Linked DNA regions of Homo sapiens: regions 1 and 3 are each linked to region 2. The links are chromatin loops, found by intact Hi-C in ENCODE. Cell type or tissue: chondrocyte. All regions are shown on one strand.

Region 1 (8,000 bases), 470 kb before region 2:
GATGCTATACATTTGGTTTTTGGTTTTCTGTCGGGGTGTGGAGAAGTGAAGCCAGCTTGTTTCTATGCTGCCATTTTGGAACCAGATGTTGTCTTGTACTTTTAAAGTACTTGTTTACATGTAAATAATTGATTTAAATAATAGCTGACATACTATTAGCTACTCACTAAATTTGATTCATGAAGACTTCTCCATCAATGCATGTTTTACCAGCCTATGTAGTTTCTATCCAAACTTGCAAGTAAAATAACCCAGATTTTCTGGATCCCCTTGGGTAGCCCCTGTTTTTATCCTGCCTCATTCATTGGTGGGATACTGCAGAAGTGAGTACTTTGTGCAGCAGACTGGCTCCTCTATCAACCTCCTGCTCTCCTTTTACCCCCTAAATTTTAGCATCACTATTAGATCTGAATACTGGGAAGTAAAACAAAAATTCTGGTGGGAGAAGGAGAATAAAGACAACATCTGGCACTGATGATGGGCCAGGATTTGTTCTGAATATTTTATGTATCTAGGGGCATGCTACAGAATTTGTGGGGCCCAGGTCAAAGTTTTCTTGCTTGTTCTAAACTGATTAGGAATTTCAAGATGACAGCAGAGCATTAAACCAAGAAGGAGACCATACTAAGCACGAGGCCCTGTGGGACTGCAGAGATCATAAGCCCAGGAAGCTGGATCTGTTGTGGATTAACCCATTAATCTGCATAACTACATTTTGAGGTATTACCATCCTCATTCCTATTTTACAAATGGGAATGTTGAGGTACAGAAAGGTATATGTGATTAGTCCAAGATCATAGGTTTATGACAGCACAGCTGAGAATTGAACCCAGGTATTTTTGGTTCCTTAAACAGCATGCTCAGCTGCATCACTAGGGAGGAGAGTGTGGGGCCATACCTACAGCAAACTTTAGTAAACCCCCTCAGTTAAATCCCTGGACTGTTTCTCTAAAGTTTCTTTTCTCATGTGTCTACCTGTTCCCATACTCTGTCCCCTAAAATGAAAGCCTCTATAATGAAAACAAATCCTAAAGTCAAGAATAAACTGACCTCCCCCCAACCCCCAGTAACTTATTGGTTCCCTCTTCTATTGTAATTTAAACATATTACCTGGGGAATATCCTCCCACCATATACACACAAACCAAGAAACTTAATAATGTTTTAAGCCAATAAAAATCAATCTTGTCCTAGGAGCTATTTTACTGCTGAGATAATCAGATTTTCTCCATATTGTTATGGTAACAAAATTATATTTCCTTTAAAATATTCCACTTATTTTGTCCATTTATTCATGTTCATAGTTCTTTTCTTCCATTAGCCTAAATTTGCAAGGTTTCAATTCTAGATTGTTCCACATTCCAAGAAATTGTGATAATCAAGAGTGTATTTTAATCCATTTTGATTCACTTGATGTTTCAATACACTCAACATGCAATGAGAGGGTCACTATGCAGAAATGGCTTTGTGTATTTTGTGAAAACGTATTTCCTTGCCAAGGAGTTTTGCCAAAAAGTTAATCTTAATGCCAAGAAATATTACTGGCGAAATGAAAAAATGTGACATTCTATCCTTTGGGAGGGAACCTCAGAGACACTTTTTCAAGATACTTGAAGGTAATACCAGGTATTATTAGAGCAAACAATTGATTAATTTTGCAGCATTCATATCAGAAAACTACTATTTTTGTTTGTTTGTTTGTTTTTTTGAGATGGAATCTCACTCTGTCACCCAAGCTGGAGTGCCGTGGTGCAATCATAGGTCACTGCAGCTTCGATCTCCTGGACTAAGGCAATCCTCCCACCTCAGCCTCCCAAGTAGCTGGGACCACTAGAGCCTGCCACCATGCCCAGCTAATTAAAAAAATATATTTGTAGAGACAGGGTCTCCCTATGTTGCCCAGGCTGGTCTTGAACTCCCGGGTTCAAGCAATCCTCCAGTTGACCTCCCAAAGTGCTAAGATTACAGGCAGGAGCCATCATGCCTGGCCAGAAACTACTATGTTAAATAAGTCTTCTTTATAATAAAGTTGGAATTTCATGTAAGTGACTCATTAGAATGACTCAACTACTTGAGACTCCTTTCCCATGACTAAACTACAAGATAAGAAGAGTATATCTTATATTTCCAAATCTTCCTTCCCACGTCTCCCAGTTCCCATGCTAACGGGTATCTGCAAATTGGCTTGAAAGTTGAGGGAATGGAGGAAGGGTCAAGGATTGAAGGAGAAAAAATCTCCTTGGGAAAGTTTAAAATAAATTAAGTAGATCTGATTAGTAAAAGAAGACAGCTGCATTTCAAGAAGATGTTAAATGTTCTGTACAAATCATTTTATGTTGATTAAATGGTACGCTGTAATTTCTTTTCTAAATTGAATGGGCTACAGTGAAAAATGGTATTTGGCCCACCCTGCACAATAACTTTTCTCTGAAGACCTTTACTGTGAATTGAAAATTTTAAATTGGATGAGGAAACAACAATGCATGATGTTGCTTAGCAACTACTATATGTCTGTTCATAACAGAGACTCCAAATGGATAAGCTTTGGGTCACTTTGACAGACCAAATAAACTAATTACCTGAGGCAACATTAAATGAATTTCTACAAGCTGAACTTGTGCCAATGTCATTTTATTCATATATTTGTGCGAAGAAGAGAGGTTTTCATGATTGCAGAGGTTCATGACTTGAGTTACAGTTCTTGAATCAGTTGTACCCTGGGTGGCTAATAGAAGTGACTTTGGTGACGGTGGTGACCGGAGGTCAGGAACTGGGCAGGCTTCCAGCTGCAGATGGGTCAGTTTGGCCTTCACACTTGTCCAGTGATTTTGGGAGATATAGATTGCCTCCCAAGAGCAGAGGTAGGTGAGGGCTTTCCTTCTCATCCTCCATCACCTTATTACCAAGTGTTGACAAAGAAAGCAAGTCTTAGAATGAATTCTGCCCACCTCATTGCCAAAAAGCTTTGTTTAATAAGGAAGCAGAAAACCTGTCTTGGGAGCCCAGCGAAGTTTCCACTCTCTGTCCGTAGCCTCTTTGAAAGTTAAAGCACGCAGCAGAATTCTTAGCAATTCTGTGGAATCCAAAGACTTAATGTCATCATAGGCCTGGTGTTAGACTGCTAGTGAGACTTTTGTGCCCTGGCCATGCCTGAGCACAGGTGCCTGGAAAATATTTCTAGCCAATTCAGATACCTTGAAACCATTCATTTTACTAACAAAAAATTATTTCTAGCAAAACAAACTCTCTGATTCAGAGTGTAATAGTTGAATAGCTCTTGGTTGAATAGTTCTAGGTTGTCGACTTCTGAAAGGATCTTTCAAATACTAAGGAATTGCTCCAAGAGGGTAGATTCTTGATTGAGGCATGTACAATATTAACTCCCTACTCCCAGGTTGTGGATTAAAATGGATTTACACATGCTTGTGTATTTTGTTGAGTCTAAGATGCCATCACCTGTTTGCATAGTTTGCAAACATTTTCTCCCATTCTATAGGTTGTTTCTTTACTCAATTCATAGTTTCTTTTGCAGTGAAGAATCTCTTTAGGTTAATTAGAACCCATTCATCAATTTTTGTTTTTGTTATAATTTCTTTCAGCATCTTTGTCATGAAATCTTTGCCAAGTCCTATATTCAGAATGGTATTTCCTAGGTTATCTTCCTGGGTTTTTATAGTTTTAGGTTTTACATTTAAGTCTTTAATCCATCTTGAGTTTATTTTTGTATGTGGTGTAAGAAAGAGGTCCATTTCAGAGTTCCAAGATGGCCATATAGCAACAGCTCTGGTCTGCAGTTCCCAGCGAGATCAACACAGAAGAAGGGTGATTTCTGCATTTCCAACTGAGGTACCTGGTTCATCTCATTGGGACTGGTTGGACAGTGGGTGCAGCCCATGGAGGGCGAGCTGAAGCAGGGCAGTGTGTCACCTCACCCAGGAAGTGCAAGGGGTCAGGGTATTACCCTTTCCTAGCCAAGGGAAGCTGTGACAGTCTGTACCTGGAGGAATGGTACACTCCTGTCCAAATACTATGCTTTTCCCACAGTCTTCACAACCGGCAGACCAGGAAATTCCCTCCTGTGCCTGGCTCGGTGGGTCCCAGCCCCACGGTGCCTTGCTCACTGCTAGCGCAGCAGTATGACATCAACCTGCAATGCTGCTGCTTGGCGGGGGGAGGGGCATCCACCATTGCTGAGGCTTGAGTAGGCGGTTTTGTGCTCACAGTGTAAACAAAGAGGCCAGGAAGCTCAAACTGGGTGGAGCCCACCACAGCTCAGCAAGACCTACTGCCTTGCTGTAGACTCCATCTCTGTGGGCAGGGCATATCAGAACAAAAGGCAGCAGACAGCTTCGGCAGACCTAAACGTCCCTGTCTGACAGCTCTGAAGAGAGCAGTGGTTCTCCCAGCATGGGATTTGAGCTCTGAGAATGGACAGACTGCCTCCTCAAGTAGATCCCTGACCCCCATGTAGCCTGACTGGGAGACACCTCCCAGTAGAGGCTGACAGACACCTCACACAGGCAGGTGCCCCTCTGGGATGAAGCTTCCAGAGGAAGGACCAGGCAGAAATATTTGCTGTTCTGCATCCTCTGCTGGTGACACCCAGGCAAACAGGGTCTGGAGTGGACCTCCAGCTAACTCCAACAGACCTGCAGCTGAGGGGCCCGACTGTTAGAAGGAAAACTAACAAACAGAAAGGAATAGCATCAGCATCAACAAAAAGCACATCTACACCAAAACCCCATCTGTAGGTCACCATCATCAAAGACCAAAGGTAGATGAAACCACAAAGATGGGGAGAAACCAGAGCAGAAAAGCTGAAAATTCCAAAAACCAGAGTGCCTCTTCTCCTCCAAAGGATCACAGCTACTGGTCAGCAAAGGAACAAAACTGGATAGAGAATGAGATTGATGAGTTGACAGAAGTAGGCTTCAGAAGGTTGGTAATAACAAACTTCTCCAAGCTAAAGGAGCATGTTCCAACCTATAGCAAGGAAGTTAAAAACCTTGAAAAAAGGTTAGACAAATGGCTAACTAGAATAAACAATGTGGAGAAGACCTTAAATGACCTGCTGGAGCTGAAAACCACAGCACAAGAACTTCGTGACGCATGCACAAGCTTCAGTAGCTGACTCGATCAAGTAGAAGAAAGGATATCAGTAATTGAAGATCAAATTAATGAAATAAAGTGACAAGACAAGATTAGAGAAAAAGGAGTGAAAAGAAATGAACAAAGCCTCCAAGAAATATGGGACTATATGAAAAGACCAAATCTATGTTTGATTGGTCTTCCTGAAAGTGATGGGGAGAATGGATCCAAATTAGAAAACACTCTTCAGGGTATTATCCAGGAGAAATTCCCCAACCTAGCAAGACAAGCCAACATTCAAGTTTAGGAAATACAGAGAACACCAGAAAGATATTTCTTGAGTAGAGCAACCTGAAGGCACACAATTGTCAGATTCACCAAGGTTGAAATGAAGGAAAAAATGTTAAGGGCAGCCAGAGAGAAAGGTCGGGTTACCCACAAAGGGAAGCCCATCAGACTAACAGCAGATCTCTCTGAAGAAACTCTACAAGCCAGAAGAGAGTGGGGGCCAATATTCAACATTCTGAAAGAAAGAATTTTCAACCCAGAATTTCATATCCAGCCAAACTAAGCTTCATAGTGAAGGAGAAATAAAATCCTTTACAGACAAGCAAATACTGAGAGATTTTGTCAGCACCAGACCTGCCTTACAAGAGCTCCTGAAGGAAGCACTAAACGTGGAAATGAACAACCAGTACCAGACACTGCAAAAACATACCAAATTGTGAAGACCATTGACACTATGAAGAAACTGGATCAATTAATGGGCAAAATAACCAGCTAACATCATAATGACAAGATCAAATTCACACATAACAATATTAACCTTAAATGTAAATGGGCTAAATGCCCCCAATTAAAAGACATATACTGGCAAATTGGATAAAGAGTCAAGACCCATCAGAGTGCTGTATTCCGGAGACCCATCTCATGTGCAAAGACACACATAGGCTCAAAATAAAGGGAATGAGGAAGATCAACCAAGCAAATGGAAAGCAAATAAAGCAGGGGTTGCAATCCTAGTCTCTGATAAAACAGACTTTAAACCAACAAAGATCAAAAGAGACAAAGGAGGCCATTACATTATGGTAAAGGGATCAATTCAACAAGAAGAGTGAACTATCCTAAATATATATGTATCCAATACAGGAGCACCCAGATTCATAAAGCAAGTCCTTAGAGACCTACAAAGAGACTTAGACTCCCACACAATAATAATGGGAGACTTTAACACCCCACTGTCAATATTAGACAGATCAACAAGACAGAAGGTTAACAAGGATATCCAGGACTTGAACTCAGCTCTGTACCAAGCAGACCTAATAAACATCTACAGAACTCTCCATCCCAAATCAACAGAATATACATTCATCTCAGCACCACATCGCACTTATTCTAAAATTGACCACATAGTTAGAAGTAAAGCACTCCTCAGCAAATGCAAAAGAACAGAAATCACAACAAACTGTCTCTCAGACCACAGTGCAATCAAATTAGAACGCAGGATTAAGAAACTCACTCAAAACCGTTCAAGTACATGCAAACAGAACAACCTGCTCCTGAATGACTACTGGGTAAATAATGAAATGAAGGCAGAAATAAAGATGTTCTTTGAAACCCGTGAGAACAAAGACACAACATACCAGAATCTCTGGGACACATTTAAAGCAGTGTGTAGAGGGATATTTATAGCACTAAATGCCCACAAGAGAAAGCAGGAAAGATCTAAAATTGACACCCTAACATCACAATTAAAGGAACTAGAGAAGCAAGAGAAAACAAATTCAAAAGCTAGCAGAAGGCAAGAACCAACTAAGATCAGAGCAGAACTGAAGAGACATGAAAAACCCTTCAAAAAAATCAATGAATCTGGTTTTTTGAAAAGATCAACAAAATAGACTGCTACCAAGACTAACAAAGAAGAAATGAGAGAAGAATCAAATAGATGCAATAAAAAATGATAAAGGGGATATCACCACTGACCCCACAGAAATACAAACTGCCGTCAGAGAATACTATAAACATTTCTTTGCAAATAAACTAGAAAATCTAGAAGAAATGGATAAATTCCTGCACACATATACCCTCCCAAGACTAAACCAGGAAGAAGTTGAATCTCTGAATAGACCAATAACAGGTTCTGAAATTGAGGCAATAATTAATAGCCTACAAATAAAAAAAATTCCAGGACCAGATGGATTCACAGCCGAAATCTACCAGAGGTACAAAGAGAAGCTGGTACCATTCTTTCTGAAACTATTCCAAACAACAGAAAAAGAGAGAATCCTTCCTAACTCATTTTATGAGGCCAGCATCATCCTGATACCAAAGCCTGGCAGAAACAAAACAAAAAAGAGAATTTTAGGCCATTATCCCTGATGAACATCAATGCAAAAATGCTCAATAAAATACTGGCAAAAGGAATCCAGCAGCACATCAAAAAGCTTATCCACCATGATCAAGTTGGCTTCATCCCTGGGATGCAAGGCTGGTTCAACATACACAAATCAATAAATGTAATCCATCACATAGGCAGAACCAAGGAAAAAAACCACATGATTATCTCAATAGATGCAGAAAAGGCCTTCTACAAAATTCAACAGCCCTTCATACTAAAAACTGCCAATAAACTAGGTATTGATGCAACATATCTCAAAATAATAAGAGCTATTATGACAAACCCACAGCCAGTACCATACTGAATGGGCAAAAACTGGAAGCATTCCCTTTGAAAACTGACACAAGGCAAGGATGCCCTCTCTCACCACTCCTATTCAACATAGCGTTGGAAGTTCTGGCCAGGGCAATCAGGCAAGAGAAAGAAATAAAGGGTACTCAGTTAGGAAAAAAGGAAATCAAATTGTCTCCGTTTGCAGATAATATGATTGTATATTTAGAAAACCCCATTGTCTC
Region 2 (8,000 bases):
GAAAGCCCCCCTCCCTGTTCCTCTGGTCTGAGATGGCAGCTTAGGGATGTGGCTGAAATTCAAGCACTAGGGAGGGAAGTAAAGACAAGACAAAATTGGTCAATTAGTGCAGAAACATAAATGATCTTTCATAGTTCCGAACAGAATTGAGGTGAATCAGGAAATGGATGGCATTTTTCAAGTCACATGAATCAGCGCCCCAGAATTCATCATTTTCACCAAGTGTTTTGTTGGTTTCTTCATTCTTTCACATTGTGTGCATGGCTCACCTAAAACAGTTTAGGGAAAGCTATATTTTACTTTGAAAAGATAACTAAATACTTTTGTTTGTTTAAAAATGATCATCCTTAGTTTTATAATGTGATGAGAAGCAGCTTAATGCAGATAGCTTTCTAGCAAGCAAGACCTTTGCAAAGCAAAACAAACAAAAAACAAAGAAATTTTGTTTAGAAAAAAGAAATACTTGTGGATACCTCAAAATGACTTTATGAAGAGCCTGCTTATATGTTGGGTGCTCGGTGAGTATTTCACACAGATTACTGTCTTTCTCCTTTCAAGCAGACAGCTGACATACCCCTGCCAGGCTGGTGTGTCTAAGCTCCAGGTGAAGAGACTGTAGCTCAGAAAAGTTAAAGAACTTTCCCCAGATTAAAACTCAAAATTATATCCTCAATTTAGATCCATTTCACTTTAAACAAAGGATGCACTCTAAATTATAATTTGGTTTATTTACCTGCTTATTAGCAATTATTTTGTAATTAATCACAATTATCACTAAAATATACATCTTTTAACAATGCATTGGTGCAGCCTGTAAACAGCAAAACTGAATTCAACTCCCCCCTACATATATACAAAATTATGTAATTTATCCAGTTAAATGTTATGTTATCAGACCTATTGGGTCATGGTTTAGAAAGCTATCTTCTTCCCACTGCTTAGCTCTATATGCCAAGAGTTTTTTTGCTTTTTTTTTTTCTTTTCAAGTATTAACGGCAATGTTCAGAGGCAAGAAGAGGATTAGCTGAATACATTGGGTTCTAATTTCTGTCTCCCTCACCCTGGCCACGTAGGCTCCACAGGTCCAGGCAAAGGCTGCAGATCCAAGCATAAGGCAGCTTCCTCCCTACATCTTTCCCCCTAGAAGCAGCCAGGCAAGACCTTGGCCTGCCTCTTCCTCCCAGGGAGGCTCCTAGGCCTCTGTGCCACGTAGGCAAGATAATCGGAATGTCTGGAATGGAACTAGTGCTCTAAGTGCCAAGCAAGGGAAGGGAGAACGGTTAAGCTTTTCCTTCAGGTCCCCAGGAGCCTGCAGCTGCCACACAGCAGGCCGGGAGCCCCCGCCACAACCCAGGGAGGAATGCTTGCCAAGAAGGCCTGCCCAGCTACTGACACTTCCTCCCAGAGGTCTTAAAGGAAATCCCAGTAAGGCCTGAGTACCCAAGACAGCCAGATCACCCGTGCCAGAGACTGGGCATTTGGGGATGGGCTGGGCTTTCATAGAAACCTTCGGAATTGCTTTCACTTAATTCTTTTATTTTAAAAAAAAGTTCTAGAAAATAAAGACACATCGATAGCAATTTGTATTTCCATTGTCCTCTTAGGTCTGCATGGCTACTGTGCGAGCTATGACACCCTGCAGCCTGCAATAGCTTCTTTGTTTTATGGATGAGCTCAATGGAACCCTTATGGACGCACCGGACCATGCCCAGGACCAGCGAGGCCCATCCATACCCCACCACTGGCTGGAAGGGCGCTGGTGTGAACGTGGGTCCTTGCGGGGGTCCCTACCTCACTGCGGTCAGGAGGGGGCAATTCACACATTTCCTCATGCAGGGGACCTTCAAGCCTCCCTCTGAGGCGCAGACTGAGTAAAAAGGGCCCAGAGATACTGTCCCGCACCCCCATCCAGTGGGAAAGGGCCACTCAAGGCCAGTCAGGACTCCCAACCCAAGTTTTATGCCTTATACTCCTATAACTTTACCATTTGCTCTTTTCGCGAGGCTGACCCCCTCCCTCTCCCCCCCCACCGCCTCCTCCAGAAACTGAAGAACTGCAACAAAGTGTCCAATTATACACGTCTTCAAAGGTACTTTACTTGCTTCCCAATTATCAACTTTTCACCTGAGTACTTAGTAAGGCCCAAGGATCCTGCAAAAGTGCAACAAGGAATAATTGACACAGAATTGGACGAATGACTTTGACCATACGGGACTTCTCTCTTAACGCTCAGCGTGGCTACCTGGGGACGCCTTCTCTGGCCTCCCTGATTCGTCAGATTTGTTCATTTCCTTGACTTAATCCCGCTGAAATCGACCCGAACTAGCCGGGAGTCTCACCCCCAAAGTGCTCCTCCAAGAACCCGCAACGACTGACTCTCTCGTCTTCTTTAAGGAGTTTCTCCCTCAGAACGGATGAGGATGTCACACAGAAAGAACAAAATCACAAAGTTCGAGTTCCGGAGGACCAGACGGCCCCTGCCCCCCATCCCCCGGGCCAGATTTAGCCGAGGGAACCGCACGTACCTGAAGCCGAGGCCGGCAGAGAGGGAGCGCCACGTCTCAGGTCTCGGCCGGCGCCCCCCTCCGGGGTGCAGCCACGTCTGAACCGGGACAGCGGGCGGGGGAGCCGCAGAGGGACCCAGTGAGACGGGGGAGGGAGCCCCCAAAAGTCAGCGCTCGGCCGCACTCGCACTGGGGAGGCTGGAATGGAACTCCTGGGGTGCAGCGGGGCTCCCAGGAGCGAAGGTGGGGGTCCTGTACCGGGAAGGGGCGGGGCCCGGGGAGGGGCTCGGGGAGGTCAGGCGCGGGTGGGGCGCTCGAGTTTCACCCCGGCGGGGAGGAGGAGGAGGAGGAGGCGGCGCGGCGGCGGGGGCGGGGCAGGGGCGGGGCGGGGCGGGGGTGGGCCCAGGCTGTCCCCCGCTCCCCGCCCAGCGCTCTCCGCCCCGCGCTCTCCGCGCCCGCTCGCCCCGCGCCGATCTACTTGCCGGGAAGGCGGCGCCGGTGGCGGCTGCTCTCCCTGAGCCCGCTCCCGAGCGCTGCTTTCCCGCCGCGGGTGGGCTTCGCAGCCTCAGGCCAGCCGCGGCCCTTGGCCCGCTGCAGCCCCGGCCCTCCACCTTCCCCGTGCAGGGGCGGCCCGGCCAGTGTCGCTCATCCCGGGACGCTCCCTTCTCCCACCCAGGACTGCCCCGCGGAGCTGGCTTGGACACCCAACTTTGCCACCTCGAGGGTCGTCTCTGCTGGGCGCGAACCTGCCCACCCACCGGTTGGCCGCGCGCTCGGGGACCGTGCTCGTGGCCCCCAAGCCGGTGCCCCCATTCTGGAACTCAGCGAGTAGGGGGCGGCTCTGGGGAAGTGGCAGGGGGCGGCTGCAGCTGCTGCCTCCACTTCCCTAGCCAGGTGCTGAAGAGGATCCTCGGAGCCGCTCTGGCCCCCAGGCGCTGGATGACTGGCACCAGCGCTCCTCGCACCTGGTGAGCGACCCCCGCCCGATTCCTGCGTGGCCTTGGCAGGAGCCCCTGACCGCGCCGCGCCGCGCCGCGCCGCTGGCCGGGACCCGGGGACTGCAGCGGTCGGCTGGTGGGTGGTGCCGATCTCGGGTGGGATCCATCAGCAGGCACCTGGGCGGGGGTTGCGCGTACAGGATTAGGACGACCGTCAGTCCGGGGGCGCCCACAGTTGAGCTAGTGCACGGGCTGGAAGTTTGTGTACCCGCCTGTGCCGAGGTCTGAGCATGGAGAGGTAAGGAGCCGGAGTGTCGCGGTGGGCGAGACGGGACCCCTGCCCAACACCCGGAAAGGTGCGCACACTGGTCTGTGCCCGCCCCCGGCGCGCCTCCAGGCTCGCACTGCCGCGAGCCGGGGGCAGGGGACACGGAGGTCGGGACTTGGCGGTTCGGGAGCGGCCACCTCGCAGCCCCACCGGCTTGGGCAGGTTTTCCTGCTTTCCTTACAGGGGAACCGGGAGGCAATGGGACTTGGGCTCAACTCCGCCAAGCGCCTTGGTTAATGAAAGACACTAAGGCGGGGGATGCAGAGGCCTGGGGAACCACCAGCCAGGTGCGCTGCAGCTAGGCGAGCCCCTTTCACCAGGCATCCCTCCGCTGCTCCACGGATTTTGCACACCGCGGCTCAGGGTTTCAGACCCCAGGGTTTCGGGCAGATCGGGCTCCAGAGGGAATGGTTTCTCCCAAGATGTGCGTGGGAACGGTCGTGGAGGAGTGATTCCCCCGGCTCGCTCCCCGCGGCGGCCGGTGCCTGGCTTGGAGCGGTCACATCCCTGTTCCCCTGGCTTTGGCGGGAAGCGCGTTCACCTCCTCGCCCTTTGCTTGCTTTGTACCAGGATGCCGCGGCCGGAGTTGGGATTTAACTTTCCTGCGCCTGCGGCGTCCTCGGGATTCCCGGCAGGGGGCGCTGCGAGCGAGCGCTCGGAGGACGAGGCGCCACAGGCAGTTGCTGGGTCCTGGGCGAGTGGGCGGGAGTCCCAGGCAACAAACAGCAGAACCAGGCAGATCTTGCAATAATTTCATTTTGGGGGCCGGGGGTTGGGGGAGCTGATCTGGTGGCTATAGAGAGCTGTCAGCCTTGCTAGGAGAGGGGACAGGAAAGGTGGTGGCCAGACATAAATGCTCTAACTAGAAAGGTCTCTTCCAGAGAAAAAGATCGCTGTAAAGTCTTCCTTGTCTGGGCATCTGCCTTCCTTGTGACTGTTACATTTACTCAGAAAGAAATCGAAATTGAGGGAAGATAACGTGAGCTTTGTTTAATACCGTTCTGCTTTTTAGGGGTACTTTAGTTAACACATCAGGAGTCACAAATGATTGTTCTGGTTTGTTTTGAAGAAAGACAAGTTTTACGTCTAGCTTACCGAGAAGAGCTCTGTCATAATGGCTGAGTTTGGAATCAGCAGATATGTTATTAATTATAGAGGTAGTCTGTTCATAAGGAGACAGAAACACAAAACCAGGCTTTAATAAGAAAGATTTTTCAATACCTAATTAGGATTGCTGAATTTGTTGCTAATTAATGCCAGTTTCATTATTTTAGAGAGTGTAATGTTTATCATGACCACTTTACACAACTTCAGTTCAAGCAGATAATACCATTAAGTTATGTATAACTGAAATAATTTTCTTGTCTGTGCCTGTATTTACACCAAAAGAAACATGGATTTTTTTTTCCCCTCCAAAAGATTTCTTTTTCTATGTTTTTTTTTTTTTTTCATGAAAAATACAGCCCTAAGTGTAATTGTTTGGTTCACTTGAAACACAGATGTTTTTTCCCTTGAGTTTCTTTCTTGTAAAAACTTTGGAGATAGAAGCTTGCTCATCCACGTTGCTCCATGCAGTCACACTAAGCATCTGTATACTCATTGAAGTGTGGGGTTGACAAACTGACATCTATTTCTATGTGCTTTTAGCCAATATGTACTTTTATTAACAGGGAGAAGACAGATGATGCTAATCATTTTATGTCTTTTGTGAATTGCACTAACTCATTTGGTTGTTATAATGTCAAACAGCTGCGAGATCCCTGCTGCGAGTAAAGCTTTGGCCTCCTGGGTGGTAAAGCTTGTCTCTGTCCAGAGGAAATTTTTGAGACGTTCAGAATTTGGTAAAAATAAACCTGCGTTCTTCACTGCCGTTTCCCTTTAAAATGATTTCATCACGTGTCTTGGGAGAATGAAACGTAGAAACTTACAGCTCAGAGGCTGTTAAAACTTATTGACCACGAGACCGAAATAAATACAAGCACATTTATACAAACTTCTGCATAAATTTTAGAGTCATGGGCCTTCTGAAGCCCCGTCCATGGATTTGCAGTAAGAAATTTAGTTCCAGAGTCATGTTAGCCTCTTGCTGAAGGACAAATGTTACAACCAACAAGCCTTTCTCTGTACCGTGTGCTAGTGGCCCAAAATAACAGATGCCAGCTCTTTGGGGACAATGTCAGATGCTCCTGATGTTAGAGAGAGCTGCCTATCTGAATCGTGACACAGTTTTACTTAACTTGGTGATTAGTTTTAAGAGTTTCAAGTGATTTTATTTTTGGTCATAAAGTCATTGAAATTGAGCCTTTGCTTTTGATACAGGAAGATGTGGAGGAGGAGCAGAAAACCTTTACTAAATGTCCAGCCAAGAGTATAAAGGCATTGCATTATGTAGACAAGTGATCATGAACCCTAGAGTTAACTAATATCAAAAACTCATCCCAAGGAAGAGGTTTGAGCTACAAAGCAGATGGTGTGCAAGATAGAACAAATGAGTTTATAACATATCCCAGTCAAGGAATCCATTTTTATAGTAGTATATGTACAACTATTTGAGTACAGCAGCCGTACATCCTGCAATAAATCCTCCATAATTCTTGATTCTAAAATTATACCAATTTTGTATTTAAAAATGTTTCTGCAATTGTTGCTATAGTTACCCAGACAAATTGCTTGGGGTATAATTATACCAAGGTGACAAGTTTTTATGTGTTAAATAATGTTTAAAATGTAAATTATGGTGTCTAACAAATTGAGTTACAACTAAGTACAAAGTGTCTAAAGTGAAGCATTGTACATTTCTGCTCACCTGCATCTACTTGCAAATTTATACCAAGAAAGTTAACTGTTTTCTTGAATCATAAAATGAGCGTCTATAAGTACTTTCAGTTGTCTTGAGTACAGTTGACAACATAGATAATTTCACATATGTTCTCAGCAACCTTTTAAAATTGAGATGCAGAAGTTTGGTTGAAAATTAGGTTTTTATCACTCTGCTACCCTGCAGAAATGATAGGGGGCAATCTCCTGTTTCCAATTCCTGTATAGATTGGGAGCAACTTGGGGATAAATTCAGCAGGTGAGATGTGGCTGCTGGGAAGCACTTTGGAGAAACAGATATGGGTACGCTTGGTAAATATATAGCATATTTTTCAGATGAATTTTTTAAGAATTGGTTATCCAGATATACAAAATCAATTTCTGATAGGGAGAAAAGAAGAAAAAGCAAAATTAAAGTAAGCTAGAATATACATAAACTTTTCAATATAAATGAACCTGCTCAAAACTTGCTTCGATTCAAAATTGAAGCAAAATAGAACAAAACAAATGAAAACTTGACCCAAGAGAAGGTATTGGATAATAGGTAATTTATTTCAACATACTAGTATTGACAGTCTTTGCCATCTAAAAGGTTGTATAGCTAAGGAAACCAGGCTGTCCATTTCACAGAGTATTTTGAAGCCAGGCAACTTCAAAGACAAGTCATATTTCACCTTGTGCATGAAATTTAAAGTAGGAGTGACACAACAGTGGATCAAGAAAACAGAAAAATTTCCCAAAGGAATTGCTGTTGTCATCTTCTTTCTTCTTTTTTGGTCCAAGATTAATGGTTGTTTGACAAGAGCAAAGACAAGCACACTTTATTTCCCTTTCCTACATTTTAAAATGTAGTGACATAGTATTGCTGCATTTGGAAAAAAGAAAATCATTCTGTTTTTAAACTCTTTTTTTCCTTATTGGTTTCCTAGAATTGGTTTCCTGATTAACACTTGGGGAAAAAAAACTATTTTAAAAGAGAATAATTTTTTTAGAGGATGAAATTCTTTTATTATTGAAAGGTCATGAGCCCACTAATCTTTTATCTTCCCATCTTTCACTCATTATTTGTCACTGTATTTCTGTAGAATTGGCTAAACTAGGGTTCATGTAGAATAATGAGGAAGTATACACTGGAAAAATGTTATTTTATGTTACATTTTTATGTACAATTGAGAGTAAATTACACTACTGCAATAGGTAATTCAATTACAGATATGTATGATAAATAACCAGTAGAGTGATTCTATCAGAAGCCAACTCTGTGGGTGAAATAATACTATATTTGTTGAGACGTGAAATTAAGTAAGTTATAGGCGAGTGACAATCAGGATAACACAAGGACAAATCGTTCACAGAAAATCGAGCCTCTTTCAATCAGTTCAAATCCACCCAATGTTTGGCAAGGATGTATGA
Region 3 (8,000 bases), 480 kb before region 2:
TCTCCTTTGGTGTGTGTGTCCTGGAAATGTGTACTAAGATAGTGTCACATGTTTATGGTCCTTCTGTGTATGATTGATCAGATTATTTTTCATCAAAATATACACCCACCTCATTCTATTTTGTTCCTTCTGACAAAAATGCTAGGATTCTTTCCAAGGGAAGATTTTTATTGTCTTCGTCTCAGCCTCTCAAGGACTTTTGTCATTGCTGGTCCCATTCAAGTACAATGACAAATTACTGAGGTCAGTTGACAATACCTATCCAAAGTCCATGATGGAATGTTCTAGAACAGGACCCAGAACTCAATTCTTCAGGCTCCCTCCTTGGTTTATCTCTTAGTTCTTTCTATTATTCTCTTGATTTCCTAATTAATGAAAAAAAACTGATTTTTTTACAGAACAATTTTTTTAACAGAAAGAGTGTATTTAGTGAGAACTATGCTTGTGCTAATTGAGAAATGTTACTGAAATGATCTGATATTAAAAAGCAATGACTTTTAGACTAAAAGAGCCCCATCAGTGACTGCATCCAAACCATTTTTAGTGGAAACTTGCAACCTTTCTCCAATGACCTATGTGACGTTAGACTGTTATGTAATAACTTCAAGCCTCAGTTTTCTCAAGTGTAAAATTGGCTTATTAGACTCGATTATCTGAAAGGTGTCTTCCACTCCAAAATTCTATGACTCTTTACAATGTAGGAAAGAGAGATTGAGGAGCTTGCCTGAGGTACATCCAGCTGCTAAAAAGATACTACCCAGCCTCAGAACTGTAAGTCCAGAGTTCTTTCAACTTTCTAAGGTGTTAAATAGTTTATGACTAAAGTTCTATCTAAGGCACTGTTTTCATTGTTATTCAAAACATAACTGAAATCAATATTTGTCAGATACAAAGGGCAGCAACACGAGAAAAATGATTTTCTAAAAGGTCCCTAGACTCTTAGTACAAGTCCTGACTAAGGCTATATTTAGAATACTCATGAGCTCCATTTGCTATGATGACATCCCTCTCTCTCTTTTTTGTCGTGACCTTCATATTTATAATAGATAGGTTTCTAATATTTTCATTTTAGGTAGTAGTACAGCAATATAAATTAACCCATTTGTTCCTGGAAAATGTGCCATGATCTCATCACTGAAAAGAGAGTAAATGAACAGCTCATCTGAAATGTTTACTGAGGGGTTTGAGGGAGACAGTGCTGTCGAGCATGTTAGGAGTGGCATTGAAGATTGCTGGCTGGGAATATTTGGAAAGAATTGGAGGATGGCTGGGTAGGAGTTGGAGGGGGTAATTGGGAGCACAGTTGGGGGTATAAATTTGAGTCTAGAAAATTTAGATGCCTGTATACACAAAGCCAACTATAATTTGGAATTTATAACTGTATAGTAATATGTAGATGAAGCAAAATTTAATTTAAGTTGACCCTTCAGAATACAGACTCAAAGGGTAACCAAGATTTCAGGGATGATGTTCATCCTATACTTAGAGAGCCCCTGTTGTAACCCCATTCCAACCATGCTCCTCTGCACCAGGTGAGCAGTCTGTGAACAAAAAGGCGGTTCTCACCTTTACCCCCTACCTGACTTTCTTGATCTCATTCTAGGTATCCAAGGCCCTGGTATTCCCTGTCCACACAGATTTTCTTCCAAGCCCTGTATAGATGTCTTTCTCAGATTTGTCCTGTAGAGGGTACCTGTACCTCTGGTGCATGTGTCCCCCAGCCCTGAGGGTGGCTCAAGTTTGGCTGTTTATAGATAGAAGCAGTGATTGAAGCTTGGATGAGAGGCGGGAGTGGTCATACATAGGCTGGCACATGAGCAATTTTGAGAGCTTAAAGAATCCTTAAACTTGAAGTTTGGCCTTCTGAGTCATTTGAAGCTATATTTGCCAAAGTAGTATAAGAAAAGATTATTTAGGAGTTTGCCTGATTCATGAATAACGTGTACCTATTTAGACATAAAAGCACGTGGGCCTCCATGGTTCTCTTTCCCTGTGAATGATAGGATACACCTGATATTCAGAATACTTAGTGGGGAGAGGGGTGGAATAATATAGCAGAATAGAAGACTCCATGGATCATTCCCTCCCACAAGGACAACAATTTAACAACTATCTACGCACAAAAAAAAAAACCTCATAAGAACCAAAAATCAGGTAAGCACTCACAGTACCTTGTTTTAACTTCATATTGCTGAAAGAGGCACTGAAGAGACAGAAAAAACAGTCTTGAATTGCTGACATCCCCCATCCCCCACCATCTAGCAGTGAGGTGAGGTGTGGAAAGCATTTCTGTGCACTGGGGGAGGGAGGGTGCAGCAATTGTGAGGCATTGGACTTAGTGCTGTCCTGTTACAGCAAAGAGGAAAACCGGAACAAACTCAGCTGACATCTGCCCACTGATGGAACATTTAAACCAGCCCTAGCCACAGAGGAATCACTGATCCCAGCAGTCAGAACTTGGGTTCTTGCAAGCCACACCACCATGAGCTAAAATACTCTGGGGCCCCAGATAAGCTTGAAAGGCAGTGTAGGCCACAGGGACTGCAACTTCTAGGTGAGTCCTGGGCCCAGAGCCAGTGGCCTGGGGGGACACATAAGCTACTGAGACAACAGCTGGGGTGGCTAAGGAAGTGCTGGCATCACCCCTCCCCTAACTGCTGGCTGCACAGCTCACCCACTCGAAAAGAGACCCCTTCATTTTGCTTGAGGGGAGGAGAGGGAAGAGTGGGGAGGACTTTGTCTTGCATCTTGGATACCAGCTCAGCTAGAGCAGAATAGGGTACCAGGCAGAGTCATGAGGCCCCTTTTCCAGGCCCTAGCTACTGGACAACATTTCTAGACACACTCTGGGCCAGGAGGGAACCCACTGCCTTGAAGAGAAGAACTCAGTCCTTGCAGTATTCATCACCTGCTAACTGAAGAGCCTTTGGGCCCTGGATAACCAACAGCCATACCCAGGTACTATGTTGAGGGCCTTGGGTGAGCCTTGGACTTGCTGGCTTCAGGTGAGACTCAGTACATTACCAGTTGGGGGAGCTATAGGGCAAGACTCCTTCTGCTTGAGAAAAGCAGAGGGAAAAGTAAAGGGGACTTTGTCTTGCACCTTAGGTACCAGCTCAGCCACAGGTGCTTAGAGCAGCAAGCAGGCTCTTGGACTCCCTGATTCTAGGACTTGACTATTGGATGGCATTTCTGGACCTGCTCTGGGTCAGAGGGAAGCCCAGTGCCCTGAAAGGTGAGTCCCAGGCTAGGCAGCATTCACCACGGGCTGACTAAAGAGCCTTGGGGCCTTATGGGAACATTGGCAGTAGTCTGGCAGTACTCCTTGTTGCCAGGGGTGGCAATGGCCACCACAGTGGGGCAAGGCTCCTCTGCTTTTGGAAAGAGGAGGAAAGAGTAGGAAGGACTGCATCTTGTGGTTTGAGTGCCAGCTCAGCTGCAGCACAATAGAACGCTTGATAGATTTCTAAGGTTTTTGACTCTGGTCCCTGGCTCCTGGATAGCCCCTCTGGACCTGTCTGGAGCTTGAGGGGAACTTGCCATCCTGAAAAGAAGGACACAGGCCTGGGTGACTTTGGCACCTGCTGATTGCAGAGCCCCAGGGCCTTGGCAGAACCTAGGCAGTAGCCAGGGAGTGGTTACAGGTCTTGGGCAAAACTCAGTGCAGTCCTAATGGTGGTGGCCACAGGGGTGCTAGTGTCACTCTATGCCAAGCTTCACGTGGCTCAGAACAGAGAGAAAGCCTCTGTTTGTTTGGGAGAAACTAAGAGAAAAGAACAAGTCTTTGCCTGGTAATCCAGGCAGATTCTACCGGATCTTGTTCAAGACCATCAAGGTGGTACCTCAATGGGTCTGCAAGAACCACAGTGTTACTGGGCTTGAGGTACCCCCTAAAGCAGATATAGCTTAGATCATAACACCCAAGTCCTTTAGACTATCTGAAAAGTCTTACCAAGAATGACAGGTGAAAACAAGCCCAGACTGTGACGATTACAATTAATACCTAACTCTTTAATGCCCAGACACAGATGAACATCAAGTATCAAGGCAACCCAGAAAAACATGACCTCACCAAATAAACTAAATAAATCACCAGGGAACAATCCTGGAGAAACAAAGATATGTGACCTTTCAGACAGAGAATTCAAAATAGCTGTTTTGAGGAAACTCAAATTCAAGATAACAGAAGAAATTTAGAAATTATCAGATACATTTACCAAAGAGATTGAAATAATTAAAAAGAATCAAGCAGAAATTCTGGAGCTGAAAAATGCAGTTGACATGTTGAAGAATATATCAGAGTCCTTTAATAGCAGAATTGACTAAGCAGAAGAAAGAATCAGTGAGCTTAAAGACTAATTCTATTATTTGCAAATAGTGAACTATTTGAAAATACACAGAAGAGACAAAAGGAAAAAAATATAAAGCACACCTACAGGATCTAGAAAATAGCTTCAAAAGGGCAAATCTAAGAGTTATTGGTCCTAAAGAAGGAGTAGAGAAAGAGATAGGGGTAGAAAGTGTATTAAAAAATAATAATAACAGAGAACTTCCCAAACCTAGATACCTAAGGTTTGGTGTCATAGAACACTAAGCAGACTTAACCCAAAGAAGACTACCTCAAGGCATTTAATAATCAAATTCTCAAAGGTCAAGGATAAAGAAACGATCCTAAAAGCAGCATTAAAAAAAGAAAGAAATAGCATACAGTGGAGGTCCAGTACTTCCAGCATCTGACTTTTTACAGGCCAGGAGAGAGTGACATGAAGTATTTAAAGTGCTGAAGAAGGAAAAAACCTTTTACCCTAGAATAGTATGTCCAGTGAAAATATCCTTCAAACATGAAGGAGAAAGAAATACTTTTCCATGCAAAAGCTGAGGGGTTTCATCTGTCCTACAAGAAGTGCTAAAGGGAGTACTTCAGTCGGCAAGAAAAGGATGTTAATGAGCAGTAAGTAATCACCGAATGAAGGCACACAACTCACTGCTAATAGTAAATACACAGAAAGACACAGAATATTATAACACTGTAACTGTGTTGTGTAAACTACTCTTATCCCAAGTAGAAAGACTAAATGATGAACCAACCAAAAATAACTACAACTTTTCAAGACAGACAGTACAATAAGATATAAATAGAAACAACAGAAAATTAAAAAGCAGGGGAAGAAAATTAAGGTGTAGAGCTTTTATTGGTTTTCTTTTTGTTTATGCCAACAGTGTTGTTATCAGCTTAAAACAATGGGTTTTTAGATAGAATTTGCAAGCCTCATGGTAATCACAAACCAAAAAAAAAAAAAAAAAATACAATGGATACACAAAAAATAAAAAGCAAGAAACTAAATCATACCATCAGAGAAAATCACCTTCACTAAAAGGAAGATGGAGGAAAAAAAAGGAAGAGAAGACCACAAAACAACCAGAAAACAAATAACAAAATAACAAGAGTAACTCCTTACTTATCAATAATAACACTGAATGTAAATGAACTAATCTCTCCAACCAAAAAGACATACAAAGGCCAAATGGATAAAACAAGCCCATTTGATTTGTTGTCTACAAGAAATGCACTTCATGTATAAAGACAGACTAAAAATAAAGGGATAGAAAGATATTCAATGTCAATGGAAATCAAAAAGCAGGAGTACCTATACTTGTATCAGAAAAAATAAGTTTCAAGACAAAAAACCATAAGAAGAGACAAAGAGGGTCACTATAGGATGATAAAGCGGTCAACTCAACAAGAGGATATAACAATTTTAAACATATATGCACCTAACATGGGAGAACCCAGATATTTAAAGAAAATATTATTAGAGATAAAGAAAGAGATGACCCCCAATGCAATAACAGCTGGAGACTGTAACACCCCAGTTTCAGCATTTGACAAATCTTCCAGACAGAAAATCAATAAGGAAACATCAGACTTACTCTGCATTATAGATCAAATGGATCTAATTAATATTTACAGAACATTTCATCCAACGACTAACAGAACATGTGGATATGGCAAAAGTGGTACTAACAGGAAAGTTCATAGTATAAGTGCCTACATCAAAAAAGAAGAAAAACTTCAGATAGATAACCTAAGGATGCATCTGGAAGAACTAGAAAAGCAAGAGGAAACGAAACCCAAAATTAGTAGAAGAAATAATAAAGATCAGAGCAGAAATAAAATTAATTTAAAATGAAGGAAACAATACAAAACATCAGTGAAACAAAAAGTTGGATTTTTGAAAAGTTAAAATTGACAAACTTTTAGCTGGACTAAGAAAAAAGATTGAAATAAATCAGAGATGAAAAAGGAGACATTATGACTGATACCAGAGAAATTCAAAGGATCATTAGTGGCTACTATGAGCAGCTATATGCCAATAAATTTGAAAATCTAGAAGAAATGGACAAATTCCTAGATATATACAATCTACCAAGATTGAACCAGGAAGAAATCCAAAACCTGAACAGTTCAATAACAAGTCATGAGACTGCAGTCAGAATAAAATGTCTCCCAGTAAAGAAAAGCCCAGGACCCCAGGGCTTCCCTGCTTAATTCTACCAAACATTTAAAGAACTAATACCAATCCTGCTCAAAGTATTCCAAAAAATAGAGGCGGAGGGAATACTTTCAAACTAATTCTACAAGGCCAGTATTACCCTGATGCTCAAACAAGACAAATCAAGAAAAGAAAAGTACAGGTCAATATCTCTAATAAATTTTGATGCAGAAATCCTCAACAAAATGCTAGCAAACCAAATTCAACAACACATTAAAAAGATCATTCATCATGACCAAGTAGGATTTGTTCCTGGGATGCAAGGATGGTTCAACATATGGAAATAAATCAACATGATACATTATATCAATAGAATGTAGGACAAAAAACAAATGATCATTTTAATTAATGCTGAAAAAGCATTTGGTAAAATTCAACATCTCTTCATGTAAAAAACACTCAGAAACCTGGGTATAGAAGGAACATACCTCAACATAACCAAAGGCCATATACAACAACCCGACAGTTAGTATCATACTGAATGAGGAAAAACTGAAAGCCTTTCCTCTAAGATCTAGTACACAACAAGGAAGCCCATTTCCACCAGTGTTATTCAACGTAGTACTAGAAGTCCTAGCTAGAGCAATCAGACAAGAGAAAGAAATAGACGGCATCTAAATTGGAAAGGAAGAAGTCAAATTATCCTTGTTTGCAGGTGATATAATCTTATATTTGGAAGAAACTAAGGACTCCACCAAAAAACTATTAGAACTGATAAACAAATTCAGCAAAGTTGCAGGATACAAAATCAACATACAAAAAAAAGTCAGTAGCATTTCTATGTGCCAATAGTGAATAATCTGAAAAAGAAACAAAAAAGTAATCTCATTTACAATAGCCACAAACATAATTAAATACCTAGGAATTAACCACAGAAGTAAAAAAAACTCTGTAATAAAAACTATAAAATACTTTTGAAAGAAATTGAAGAGAATACCCAAAAATGGAAAAATATTACATGTTCATGGATTGGAAAAATCAATATTGTTAAAATGTCCATATTCCCCAAAGCAATTTACAGATTTAATGCAATCCCTATCAAAATATCAATGACATTATTCACACAAATAAAAATTTTAAAATTTATATGGAACCATAAAAGACCCAGAATCACCAAAGCTATCCTAAGCAAAAAGAACAAAACCGGAAGAATCACATTATCTGACCTCACATTATATTACAGAGCTATAGTAGCCAAAACAGCATGGCATTGGCATAAACACAGACACAGAGACCAATGGAACAGAGTAGAGAACCCAGAAATAAATGCACACATGTGCAGTGAACTCATTGTCGACAACCGTTATATAAGAACATACACTGGAGAAAGACAGTCTCTTAAATAAATGGTTCTGGGAAAACTAGATATCCACATACAGAAGAATGAAACTAGACTCCATCTCTTGCCATATACAAAAATCAAAGTGGATTAAAAACTTAAATCCA

What was found. Hi-C counts contacts between places; a loop is a spot of excess contacts. Peaks named below come from ENCODE experiments on the same cell type or tissue, not always from the same donor. Only the 100,000 strongest peaks of a DNase experiment are listed, where the experiment ranks them.
Region 1: it touches region 2 in a loop (3-fold over the local background); 2 of 110 quality-filtered maps call a loop at or near these places.
Region 3: a loop joins it to region 2, with 3 times the contacts of the local background. A loop is called at or near these places in 4 of 110 quality-filtered maps.

What each region holds. Positions count from the first base shown.
Region 1 is chr5:10,012,935-10,020,934 of GRCh38, reverse strand. No RefSeq gene overlaps it. Among named protein-coding and RNA genes, the nearest start is that of LINC02112, 110 kb to the right of the region's middle. In chondrocyte, no CTCF peak of the experiment used is centred here; no DNase peak of the experiment used is centred here.
Region 2 is chr5:9,541,056-9,549,055 of GRCh38, reverse strand. SEMA5A (semaphorin 5A) reads left to right here and starts at 2,981. Exons shown (of 23, transcript NM_003966.3): 1 at 2,981-3,472. It overlaps SNHG18 (small nucleolar RNA host gene 18), which reads right to left and starts at 2,856. Exons shown (of 3, transcript NR_045196.2): 1 at 2,526-2,856; 2 at 1-66. It overlaps SNORD123 (small nucleolar RNA, C/D box 123), which reads right to left and starts at 229; the gene lies at 142-229. RefSeq lists a silencer at 2,858-3,047. In chondrocyte, CTCF peaks have their summits at 2,580, 4,180 and 4,390 (motif pointing right); DNase peaks (open chromatin) are centred at 1,309, 2,805, 3,545 and 4,345.
Region 3 is chr5:10,025,706-10,033,705 of GRCh38, reverse strand. No RefSeq gene overlaps it. Among named protein-coding and RNA genes, the nearest start is that of LINC02112, 130 kb to the right of the region's middle. In chondrocyte, a CTCF peak has its summit at 3,033 (motif pointing right); no DNase peak of the experiment used is centred here.